Regions from separate parts of the Homo sapiens genome. Here all the other regions are linked to region 3. Evidence: chromatin contacts called from ENCODE Hi-C or POLR2A ChIA-PET data. All regions are on one chromosome and are shown on one strand. The core of a region is the stretch at or near the end of the contact, and the rest is flanking DNA. Distances in the headings are between cores, read along the strand shown. Region 1 holds the start of FKSG29 (a long non-coding RNA gene). Region 2 has its middle 40 kb from the start of DOCK9-DT. Region 3 has its middle 22 kb from the start of UBAC2-AS1.

Region 1 (3,565 bases), core at 801-3,300, 170 kb before region 3:
ACCAAGGCAGGATGGAAAATAGAAATGATTTTCTCAAGGTCACTTAATGAGTCAGTCTTGGAAAAGGATCACACTTTAGATTGATCCTATCTTTCTGTTCTGAATTTTGTCAAAAAGATCAGTATGATCAACTACAAAAGCACTGGAAACACAGCAGTAGCTTCTGCAAGGAGGTACAGATTGAGATAAACAGCGTAGCTGTAACTTCACTGAAAATAGAGTTCTTGCAAGTAATTTTCATTTAATTTGCAGATTTTTATCAACTAAGCACTAGTAACTTATTCCACATCTGATGCTATATACTTATAAACTCTTGAAAGAAGAAAGTCATAAAAGAACTAGCTTTAACTGATTAGACTGCTTTGTTGACAAGGAAGCATAGCAACTTGAAAAGAATCGTTTTCAAATCAAATTGCACCAAAAAGTGAAAGAGCATAGCCAAAAAGGAAAAGTGCTGAGGAGGGTGCCACGTGCCAGCTTGCTGTCTCTGAGGATGCTCGGGACACATGAGAATTCGCTCCCTTTGGATTCCTGGTGGACTCCTTTGCAACACACGTGCACTGCCCCTACCCCGGACACAGGGGTGGAGACGGAGGTAGAGAGTTTCCGACGGTGCTGCCTCCAGACACAATTTCTTGACTCTTCCTGACTGCACTACACATTTCTCCCAGAAGAGTGACCATCACATTTCACTGTAACTGACGCTTTCTACTCTAAGCTCAGGGAGAGGAGGGATCGTGCTGCCTTGGTCACTGTGGGACTCACCAGAGCCTGGCACTGCGTGTATTCTGCGGAATAGACGGTAATGAAAATGGTAGCACTGGTGAGGCCAAGAGGCAACAGGAAGCTTCCTAAGGAAGCTGGCCTGATGAAGGGGCAGTGACAGAAACTGGTCTGGTGGAGTGGCACTTGCACACATAAAGCTCTACTAGGCAGATCTTGCTATCTAAACCACAGAGGGAAAATCAACCATGCTGCAACATGCGTCAACCTCAGAAACGTGAAGCTCAGCGAAAGAAGCCAGTCATAAAGATCAGCTACATATGCTTCCATTTCTATAAAATGTCCAGAATAAGCAAGTCTACAGAGACAGAAAGTAGATTAAGTGGCTGCCTAGGACAGGGCGGATGGGAATGACTGCTAATGGGGCGCAGTTTCTTTTGGGGTGATGAAAAATGTTCTCAAATTACGGTATTTGTGCAATTAAAAAATACTAAAAACCACCGAACTGTACACTTCGAGGGGGTGAGTTATATGGTATGTGAATTCCATCAGCTGCTAAAAAATACATCAAGGACCAGTAAATACTTTTAAAACACTAAAAAAAGTTATTGAATTCAAAATACTTGATTAATGATAGGAACTCTCATGATTGACAGGGCAGATCTGCCTCCTGGTGCACATCTCAGATGATACCAAATGGCTGTTGCTGGGGGAGGATAAAGAGAGAAACAATTTTCACAGCCACAGAATGTTACCAAGTGAGGATGTGCAGCTAAACTCACTTTAACCAAATGCTGCGAAAGTAACTGAAAGCACGTGTGAGTATCGCTGAGCCACTCTGGGTGTCAGTAGCTTCTTTCCTTGCAGGCAAAACACAGAGGTGATAATCAACCAGTTAACACCGGGCAGCCCAATGAGATGAGGAGGCAGTTAAAAGAAGAGCACCAAGGACTCCTGGGCTTTGCTGCCAAATGTCCCACTTGGCTTGTACCAACAAGCAGGATTCATTCACACTGGGCTTCACCTTAGTTCTGCTTCTAAAATAGATGGAAATTTTACAGAAATGCCTAATGGAAAGTTTTATCCCCAAGTTTGTGTTGTGGTATATAACAGAATTCTCATCATCAGCCAACAGAGAGAGGATTGGCTCCCACAAATAACAGATGACCAGAACTAAGAGAGAATTCACATTTCCAGGTAAAAGGTTACTTTGAAAGCTGCTGGCTATATAACCTTCTACAGCAGGGACTGGCAAATATTTTTCTGTAAAGGGCCAGGTGGTAAACATTTTAGGTTTGGAAGATAAAGAGGCAAGAGATCAAAGATACTATGTAGTTACCTATATAACCATTTAAAATGTAAAACCTGTTCCTAGCTTCAGATTGTACAAAAACAGGTAGTTTGGCCCACAGGCCATCACCTGCTGACTGTTGCTCTAGAGGTTACAAGCTTTTACGAGTAATAACTATCAAGGTTGGCTCCTAAATTAGGACTCTCTCAAACTTCCTGAGAGCCACAAAAACAGATGCCCAATACTATGATAATAACTAATATCTGATAGAGCCTCTGGTACCTAAGGTAATTTTGTATAATTTTTTTTATCCCCAATGACAACAGTATTCTACAGATTGTGTATAGATGTCCCTGTCAACCCAGGATTGAGTCCCTAACTGCCCATTCTTGTTCTTTTCATTATATTACGCTGCTTTCTATTGTGAGCATGGCTCTGAAGAAAAACAACACTGTTTTCTTCCTTTCTACACTCACACACGACTCAACACAATATTCTGACACCAGATGTGCTGGGGGGCTTCATACCCCAAGCAGTGCTCCAGTGGACACCAGCAGGGTGTCCTATAATTTAACTCAATCCCCACACTGTCTCCCAGGAGATAACATCAGAGCCCACAGGTTAAGGGCCCACTCCCACAAGACTGCTCCCCTACTTCAGATGGCAATCGCCAGACCTAACCTGCGGTTCTAACCAACGTGCTATAAATGAGGGTTCCCGTGGTCCACTCCTTGGGTTCAGTTAATTTGCTAGGATGGCTCACAGAACTCAGGGAAACACTGACATCTACCCATTTATTAGAAAGGATATTGCAAGGGATACAGATGAACAGTCAGATGGAAGAGATGCACAGGGCAAGGCATGGGGCATGGCCCCTGCCCCTCTCTGGCACCCCCTGCACCCTGCTCCAGCACACATTCAGCAATCTGGAAGTTCTCTAAACCCTGTCCTTTGGGGGTTTTATGGAAGCTTCATTATGTAGATATAATTGATTATATCACTGGCCATTGGTGATCAACTCAACCCCTCTCCCTAATCACAGAGGTTGGGGGTGGGGCTGAAAGTCTCAACCCTCTAATCACTTATTAGTTCCCCTGGTAACCAGCCCCCATCTGAGGCTATCCAGGAGAGCCTGGACATCAGTCATCCATGTGAAAAGACACTTCTCACTGTGGGCGAAGGATTACCTAGGTGCCGAGGTAAGAAACTGAAGGCACAACTGTTTCAGTATAAAAAAGAAAATAGAGTAAGAGTAGTCATAATACAAATTAGATATAGAGATGATCATGGACATTATCAATCATTATAAACATCATGAATCATTAGCTTTTAATATTACTCTTTGTTGCATTACTAATATAACCTAGGAATAACCGGCGGGCATAGGGTCAGGTGCTGAAGGGACATTGTGAGAAGTGACCTAGAAGGCAAGAGGTGAGCCCTCTGTCACGCCGGCATGAGGGCTCCTTGGTCAAGCGGTAATGCCAGTGTCTGCGAAGACACCCATTACTTAGCAGACCGCGAAAGGGAGTCTCCTTTCATTGGAGGAGT
Region 2 (3,369 bases), core at 850-3,349, 130 kb after region 3:
TAAGCCCTATTATTGTATTTTTAGTTATGTGCTTGTTACGTTAATGAACACTGATGAACACAGAGCATGCATTATTCAAAATTCCTTCTTATTTTCTTTTCTAGAGTAGGGACAAATAAGAGTGATGAGAAGATGAGCAGTAGCAGAGGGGAATGGTAACTGGGGAAGCTCCGCTGGGGTGCACGCAGGCTGTCTCCAGGTTGGCTGTCTTCAGGCGTGCTTCTTACTCCAAAACTGGAAACTTGGTGAAAATCCTGCTGTTGGCTTTGAGCCGGCAGAAACAAAACAAAACAAAACAAAACAGATAAAACTGTAAACCAAGAAGCAGCACATGAACACTTTTAAACACCGTATGAAGATTTTCCATAACTTTAAAATACAATGGAATATGTTCTCAGTGAGAACTGTCATCGGACATCAGTGTTTGATTCGTGATTTTGCTGACATTGAGGTCCCTGGTGCTGCCCCCAAACTGGAGGCCTGCCCAGGGTGAAACTTTGTGTCAGAGCCCAGGATTTGACTCCTAGGAGCTCTGCTGTTGGGTATTATACAGGAGGGCAGGAATTGAGTTGTAAAAGGCCAGTGAAAGGGAGGGAGAACAATACATTGAGTTTGTATCCAGGGACACTTTCCTGGAAAGGTGGTTGCTTGAGGCTGATGCTTCAAGATTAGGGCCAGGCGCAGTAGCTCCTGCCTGTAATCCCAGCACTTTGGGAGGCCGAGGTGGGTGGATCGCCTGAAGTCAGGAGTTCAAGACCGGCCTGGCTAACATGGTGAAACCCCGTCTCTACTAAAAATTAAAAAAAAAATTAGCTGGGCATAGTGGTGTGCACCTGTAGTCCCAGCTACTCAGGAGGCTGAGGCAGGAGAATGGCTTGAAGGTGGGAGGCAGAGGTTACAGAGAGCCAGGATGGCACCACTGCACTCCAGCCTAGGCGACTGGGCGAGACTCCGTCTCAAAAAAAAAAAAAAAAAAAGGATTAGAACCACTGATTCTCAGAAAAAGTTTGACTTTCATTATTTTCAGACAACACCTAAGGAGTGAAAATAAATGAGACTAAGAAGATGTTCTTAGGCCCCAGAATGTTTAAAAGTAGAAAGACAATTTCCTTATTCTAACCTGGGGACCCTGATGGTAACAGACGTGCTTATGTGCTGCGATGGCAGCTGATACTCCTCAGCCTGTGGTTCTCTGCCCCATCCAGAGAGAGCCTGAATCTATACACAGAAAAGGCTGTGTTTCTGAGGAAATAAAAAATATGTACTTTTAAAATTTTCTAAATAGGCCCTACTTCTAGGGTCAGCTGGCGTGTATTTCAATTAGCACATTATCTTGGGAAACTTTACCATGAGGAAAAGTTTACTCATAGGCTTGGCCATTTTTATTTATTTGACCCCCATGAATAGTCCAACATAGCCACCAAAAATTGCACAGATGTCAGTGGCTGTTTGGCCGTGTTTTAAATAAATATTTTGTCTTTTAATCATCAGAGATAGGAGATTAAACCTGGACTCGTCCAACTTTGGCTCTCTTCACGCTCATCCTTATGGGAGAGGAAGTGTCAAGATGGGCTTTCCTTTGGAGCATAACCTAAACAGGAACCTTTTAAAAACCTATCCAAAGCTACACTTTGTACCTTAAACGCAGGCATGAAGTATGAGACATTTCTGGTGATGTCTTCAGGAGGATTAAGAGGTCAGGAGTTAGATGTAAGAATGAAAGTAAAGTAAGTGATAGATCTAGGCAGAGAAAGATGTTGACATCTGAGCTTATACTCTGAATAAAACAGGTTTCCAGGCTGTGTGTGTTTATTTTACACCCATGCACTTACACACAGTATGTGATAACACAGCAGTGATTCACAGTGGCTCTTCAAGGCCCCTCATCTGTGAGTCCTGGACTTTCCTGTCAGGTGTGCCCCCTCATAACCAGGCATGTTCTATGAGGTGTTTACTGTCGAGACAAGTCCCACAAGTTGGGCAACCCTTTAAGTGCTGTTTTCCGGAGCGCAGCTAAGGAGGTTAGCATACTGGGCGCAAAATCCTTCCTCCTTTTGAAAACCTCAAAACCAACAAACTACTTCCTCTGTTAATCTCATGGGTGAGTGGCAAAGCCCAGGCCAAGCCCTTGGTTGTGCAATGTGTTATGGCCCTGGAGTTAAGGATCCTCCTACTCAAAGCAGGAGGGCATCATTCCAGCAAAACCTGTTGGTGTGCGTCCCACCTTCCAAGTGAAGATATGCCAGGTGGGAGGTCGCTCGGCTTGTTCTGCCCCGTGCTGAGCCTGGGCTCAGTGTTGGGACATACATTTCTGCCTTTTCTGTCGTTGCTTAAGATATTTCCTGGTTGTCTTGTGAATTCTAGACACAGTGATGCTGGTTTTTTTTTTTTTTTGAGACTGAGTCTCACTCTGTCACCCAGGCTGGAGTGCAGTGGCACAATCTCAGCTTACTGTAAGCTCCGCCTCCCGGGTTCACGCCATTCTCCTGCCTCAGTCTCCTGAGTAGCTGGGACTACAGGCACGTGCCATCAAACCCGGCTAATTTTTTTTTTTTTTTGTATTTTTAGTAGAGATGGGGATTCACCGTGTTAGCCAGAATAGTCTCAATCTCCTGACCTCATGATCCGCCCGCCTCAGCCTCTCAAAGTGCTGGGATTACAGGTGTGAGCCACCGCACCCGGCTGCTGTTTTTTTTGTTTTGTTTTGTTTTGTTTTTAAAAAGATGATTAAGCTGGTGAGGCATCTCTTTTTATATATGCATTTTTTGACAAAAATTCCGTATATTTAGGGTATACAACATGATGTTTTAAAATTGGAATGGTTCAATCAAGCTAAGTAACATGCAATACTTCACATACTTAACATTTTCTGTGGTGAGAACTCAGTTCTACTCTCAGCTATTTATTTACTGTAGTCACCATGTTTATACTGTATTCCCCCTAGCTAACTGAAATTTTGTATCTTTTTACCAACATCTCTCCAAACCCCACCCCCAGCCCCTGGTAACCACCATTCTACTCTCTACTTCTGTAAGTTTGACTTTTTTAGAGTCTACATCTAAGTGAGGTCATGTAGTATTAGCCTTTCTTTGCCTGGCTTACTTCATTTAACATGATGTCCTCTATGTTCATGTTGTTGCAGACGATTTCTTTCTCTTTTGCGCCTGAATGATATTTCATTGTGTATATACGGTATACACCATATTTTATTTATCCATTTATCCACTGATGGCCACTTAGGTTGATTCCATATCTTAGCTGTTGTGAATAGTGCGGCCATGAACATGGGAGTGCAGATATCGCTTTGACACAGCGATTTCATTTTCTTTGGGCAAGTACCCGGTAGTAGGATTGCTGGATCATATGCTA
Region 3 (3,189 bases), core at 414-2,913:
TTCTCCTGGAAATGACGGAGAGAAGCGTGTTAAGAATTGGGAGAGGGCTGGCCCCAGTGGCTCACGCCTGTAATCCCAGCACTTTGGGAGGCCAAGGTGGGTGGACTCTTTGAGCCCAGGAGTTTGAGACAAGCCTGGGCAACATGGTGAAACCCCCATTTCTACAAAAAATAAAAAAATCAGCTGGGCATGGTGGTGTGTGCCTGTGGTCCCAGCTACTCTGGAGGCTGAGGTGGGAGGATCACTTGAGCCCAGGTGGTGGAGAATGCAGTGAGCCATGATCACACCACTGCACTCCAGCCTGGGTGACTGGGTGACTGAGCAAGACCCTGTCTCTAAAAAAAATTGGGATAGGATATGAGCTCAGAGAGCTCAGAGCTGGGCTCCACAGGACATGGGAATGGGGTGGAGTCAAAAGGACCTGTGGAAGTTTTGGAATTGAAGAGGAAAAAAATGTTTTATCCTCTGAGGCTGACCAAAAGGAAATTGGCTGCAGAAATGTTTGTAGATTGTGGTGGGGGTAGGACGATGTTTGAGGTCACCTATAACAGCTTCAATTTTCTGGATGAAACGAAAGACCAGCTCATTCTTCCTAGAATGAGGGGTCTGGGGCTAAACCCAGGACCTGGCAAGGGCATTAGAGGTTTGAGATAGTGGCTAGGTGGCTGTCTTAGCCCATTTTGTGCTGCTATAAAACAGGATACCTGAGACTGGGTAATTTATAAAGATCAGAAATGCATTTCTCATTGTTAGGGAGGCTGGGAGGCCCAAGACAGAGGCACTGGCTTCTGGTGAGGGCTTTCTTGCTGTGTCCTCACTTGGCAGAAGAGTGGGAGAGAGTGAACCCCTTCCCACAAGCCCTTTGCATAGAGGCATCAATCCATTCATGGGGGTGGAGCCCACGTGACCTAAACACTTCCCAAAATGCCCCACCTCCCGACACTGTTGCATTGGGGATTAAGTTTCCAGCCCATGAATACGGGGGTACACATTCAGACCATAGCAGGATTACATCAGTTAGGGTTCCATCAGGGGACCAGCAGAAACACCAGTAATATGAAAAGAGAGAACTAAATACAAAGACTTGTTAACTACATATAATATTCACCAGGTAACTGAAGGTGTAAGGAATAAGTCTGAGATATCACAGAGGAAGCAGCTACCACCTCTCAGGCTGGGCAAACGGAGGGAAGCAGGTCCAATGATTAAAACCTTGAAACTTGGCCAAGTGTGGTGGCTCAGCCTGTAATCCCAGCACTCTGGGAGGCCGAGGTGGGGGATGATGGATCACTTGAGGTCAGGAGTTCGAGACCAGCCTGGCCAACATGGTGATACCTAATCTCTACTAAAAATACAAAAATTAGCAGGATGTGGCGGTGCATGCCTCTAATCCCAGCTACCTGGGAGGCTGAGGCAGGAGAATCGCTTGAATCTGGGAGGTGGAGGTTGCAGTGAGCCAAGATCATGCCACTGCACTCCAGCATGGGCAAAAAAAGTGAGACTCTGTCTCAAACAAAAACAAAAACAAAACCTTGAAACTTAGAGGAGTGGTCCCAGGGGACTGGGACCAGACCTCTGAGAAGGACGCGCTGGCCAGCTGGTGGCGGGCTGGGAGTGGTGAAACTGGCTCTGCTGGTGTTGCAAGCACTGGCATCTGGATTCAGCTGCTGCTGCAGAAAGCAGCTGCATTTGCTGGGTGGAGTGTCCCTGGGGTATTGCTCAAAGGGGCCCCAAGCAGCAAGGAGGTCACGAGCCCCTCCTTCTTCCTCAGCTTCCTGTAGCACCCCAAAATGGTAGAACCCAACTTGTGGTTTGCAGAGTCTCAGCCCAACATCACAAAGCCAAGCAGAGAAGCCTGGGTTTGGAGTGAGAGGCAATAACTTAGTAACTGTCATGGGGAACGCACAAAGCCATCCCTCACTGTATGAGTGACATTTAGGGACTGTGCAGGCACATGAGTCTGTATATTGGCTGAATTTCTTTCCTTTGCCTTCTGCAAATCATTTCGTATTCTCCTAGGCCCTTGCCATATTGGAGAAATATCAGAAAATCCTTAATGGGTCTCCTGGTTCAAAAGGAACTGACCAACGATTACAAGTGTCTATCAACAGATGAATAAATAAGCAAAATGCAGCAGAAACATACAATGGAATATTGGCCTTGAAAAGGAAGGAAATCCTGACCTGTGCTCTAACATGGAAGAACCTGGAAGATCATCTGCTAAGGGAAATACGCCAGTCTCAGAAGGACAAATACCGAGTGATTCCACTTATATGAGGTGCCCAGAATAGGCAGATGCCTGGAGAGGGGAAGGAGAGTGGTGGTTGCCAGGCCTGAAGGAGGAGGGAATGGGCAGTTGTTGTTCGGTGGGTCCAGAGCTTCAGTTCTGCAGGATGGAAAATGTTCCGCGGATGGTGGTGGTGGTGGCTGCACAACAGTGTGAATGCATTGAATGCGTGTGACTGCACACTGAGAAATGGCTAAGGCGGGACGTTTTACCTGATGTGGATTTGCCCACAGTCACATATTTTTAGAAAGGAACTAGGCTGGCTGCAGTTGCTCATGCCTGTAATCCCAGCACTTCGGGAGGCCAAGGCAGGTGGATCACTTGAGGTCCGGAGACAAGCCTGGCCAACATGGTGAAACCCTGTCTCTACTAAAAATACAAAAAATTAGTCGGGCATGGTGGTGCGTGCCTGTAGTTCCAGCTACTCAGGAGGCTGAGGCAGGAGAATCACTTGAACTTGGGAGGCAGAGATTGCAGTGAGCCAAGATTGCGCCACTGCACTCCAGCCTGGGTGACAGAGTGAGACTCCATCTCAAAAAAAAAAAAAAAAAAGAAAGAAGGAAAGAAAGAAAGAAGTAAGAGAAAAAGAAAAGAAAGAAAGAAAGAAAAAGAAAGAAAGAAAGAAAGAAAGAAAAAGAAAAAAGAAGAGAAGAGAAAAGAAAAGGAAAGAAAGGCAAGAAAAGGCCGGGCGCGGTGGCTCACGCCTGTAATCCCAGCACTTTGGGAGGCCGAGGCGGGCGGATCACGAGGTCAGGAGATCGAGACCATCCTGGTTAACACGGTGAAACCCCGTCTCTACTAAAAATACAAAAAACTAGCCGGGCGCGGTGGCGGGCGCCTGTAGTCCCAGCTACTCTGGGGCCTGAGGCAGGAGAATGGCGTGAACCCGGGAGGCAGAGCTT

What was found. Hi-C counts contacts between places; a loop is a spot of excess contacts on that map. ChIA-PET counts read pairs that join two places held with the same protein, here RNA polymerase II (POLR2A). Pooled maps may share reads with other maps.
Region 1: a map of natural killer cell shows a loop between it and region 3 (2.3-fold over the local background). The contact joins the promoter of FKSG29 here to the enhancer-like site in region 3. A Hi-C loop is called at or near these places in 2 of 168 maps with a recorded cell type or tissue (HL-60/S4 and natural killer cell) and 8 of 50 pooled maps. POLR2A ChIA-PET finds 5 or more read pairs at or near these places in 5 of 52 experiments (A673, Panc1, T-cell and 1 more).
Region 2: a loop to region 3 is called in a map of CD8-positive, alpha-beta T cell, with 7 times the contacts of the local background. The contact joins two enhancer-like sites. A Hi-C loop is called at or near these places in 2 of 168 maps with a recorded cell type or tissue (CD8-positive, alpha-beta T cell and naive thymus-derived CD4-positive, alpha-beta T cell) and 1 of 50 pooled maps. POLR2A ChIA-PET finds 5 or more read pairs at or near these places in 4 of 52 experiments (HEK293, Panc1, WTC11 and 1 more).

Annotation. Positions count from the first base shown.
Region 1 is chr13:99,349,905-99,353,469 of GRCh38, reverse strand. FKSG29 (a long non-coding RNA gene) reads right to left here and starts at 2,050. Exons shown (of 1, transcript NR_024013.1): 1 at 1,443-2,050. The region is part of intron 7 of UBAC2 (UBA domain containing 2); the gene reads right to left. RefSeq lists an enhancer at 1,586-1,675.
Region 2 is chr13:99,045,126-99,048,494 of GRCh38, reverse strand. It overlaps a transcript of DOCK9 not described here. Among named protein-coding and RNA genes, the nearest start is that of DOCK9-DT, 40 kb to the left of the region's middle. Within about 2 kb of position 2,099, at least 24 of the 41 ENCODE cell types and tissues checked have a DNase peak (open chromatin) inside an H3K27ac peak, as active enhancers do; they include CD8-positive, alpha-beta T cell, where a contact is called at or near this core.
Region 3 is chr13:99,177,348-99,180,536 of GRCh38, reverse strand. No RefSeq gene overlaps it. Among named protein-coding and RNA genes, the nearest start is that of UBAC2-AS1, 22 kb to the left of the region's middle. Within about 2 kb of position 1,663, at least 3 of the 41 ENCODE cell types and tissues checked have a DNase peak (open chromatin) inside an H3K27ac peak, as active enhancers do; they include CD8-positive, alpha-beta T cell, where a contact is called at or near this core.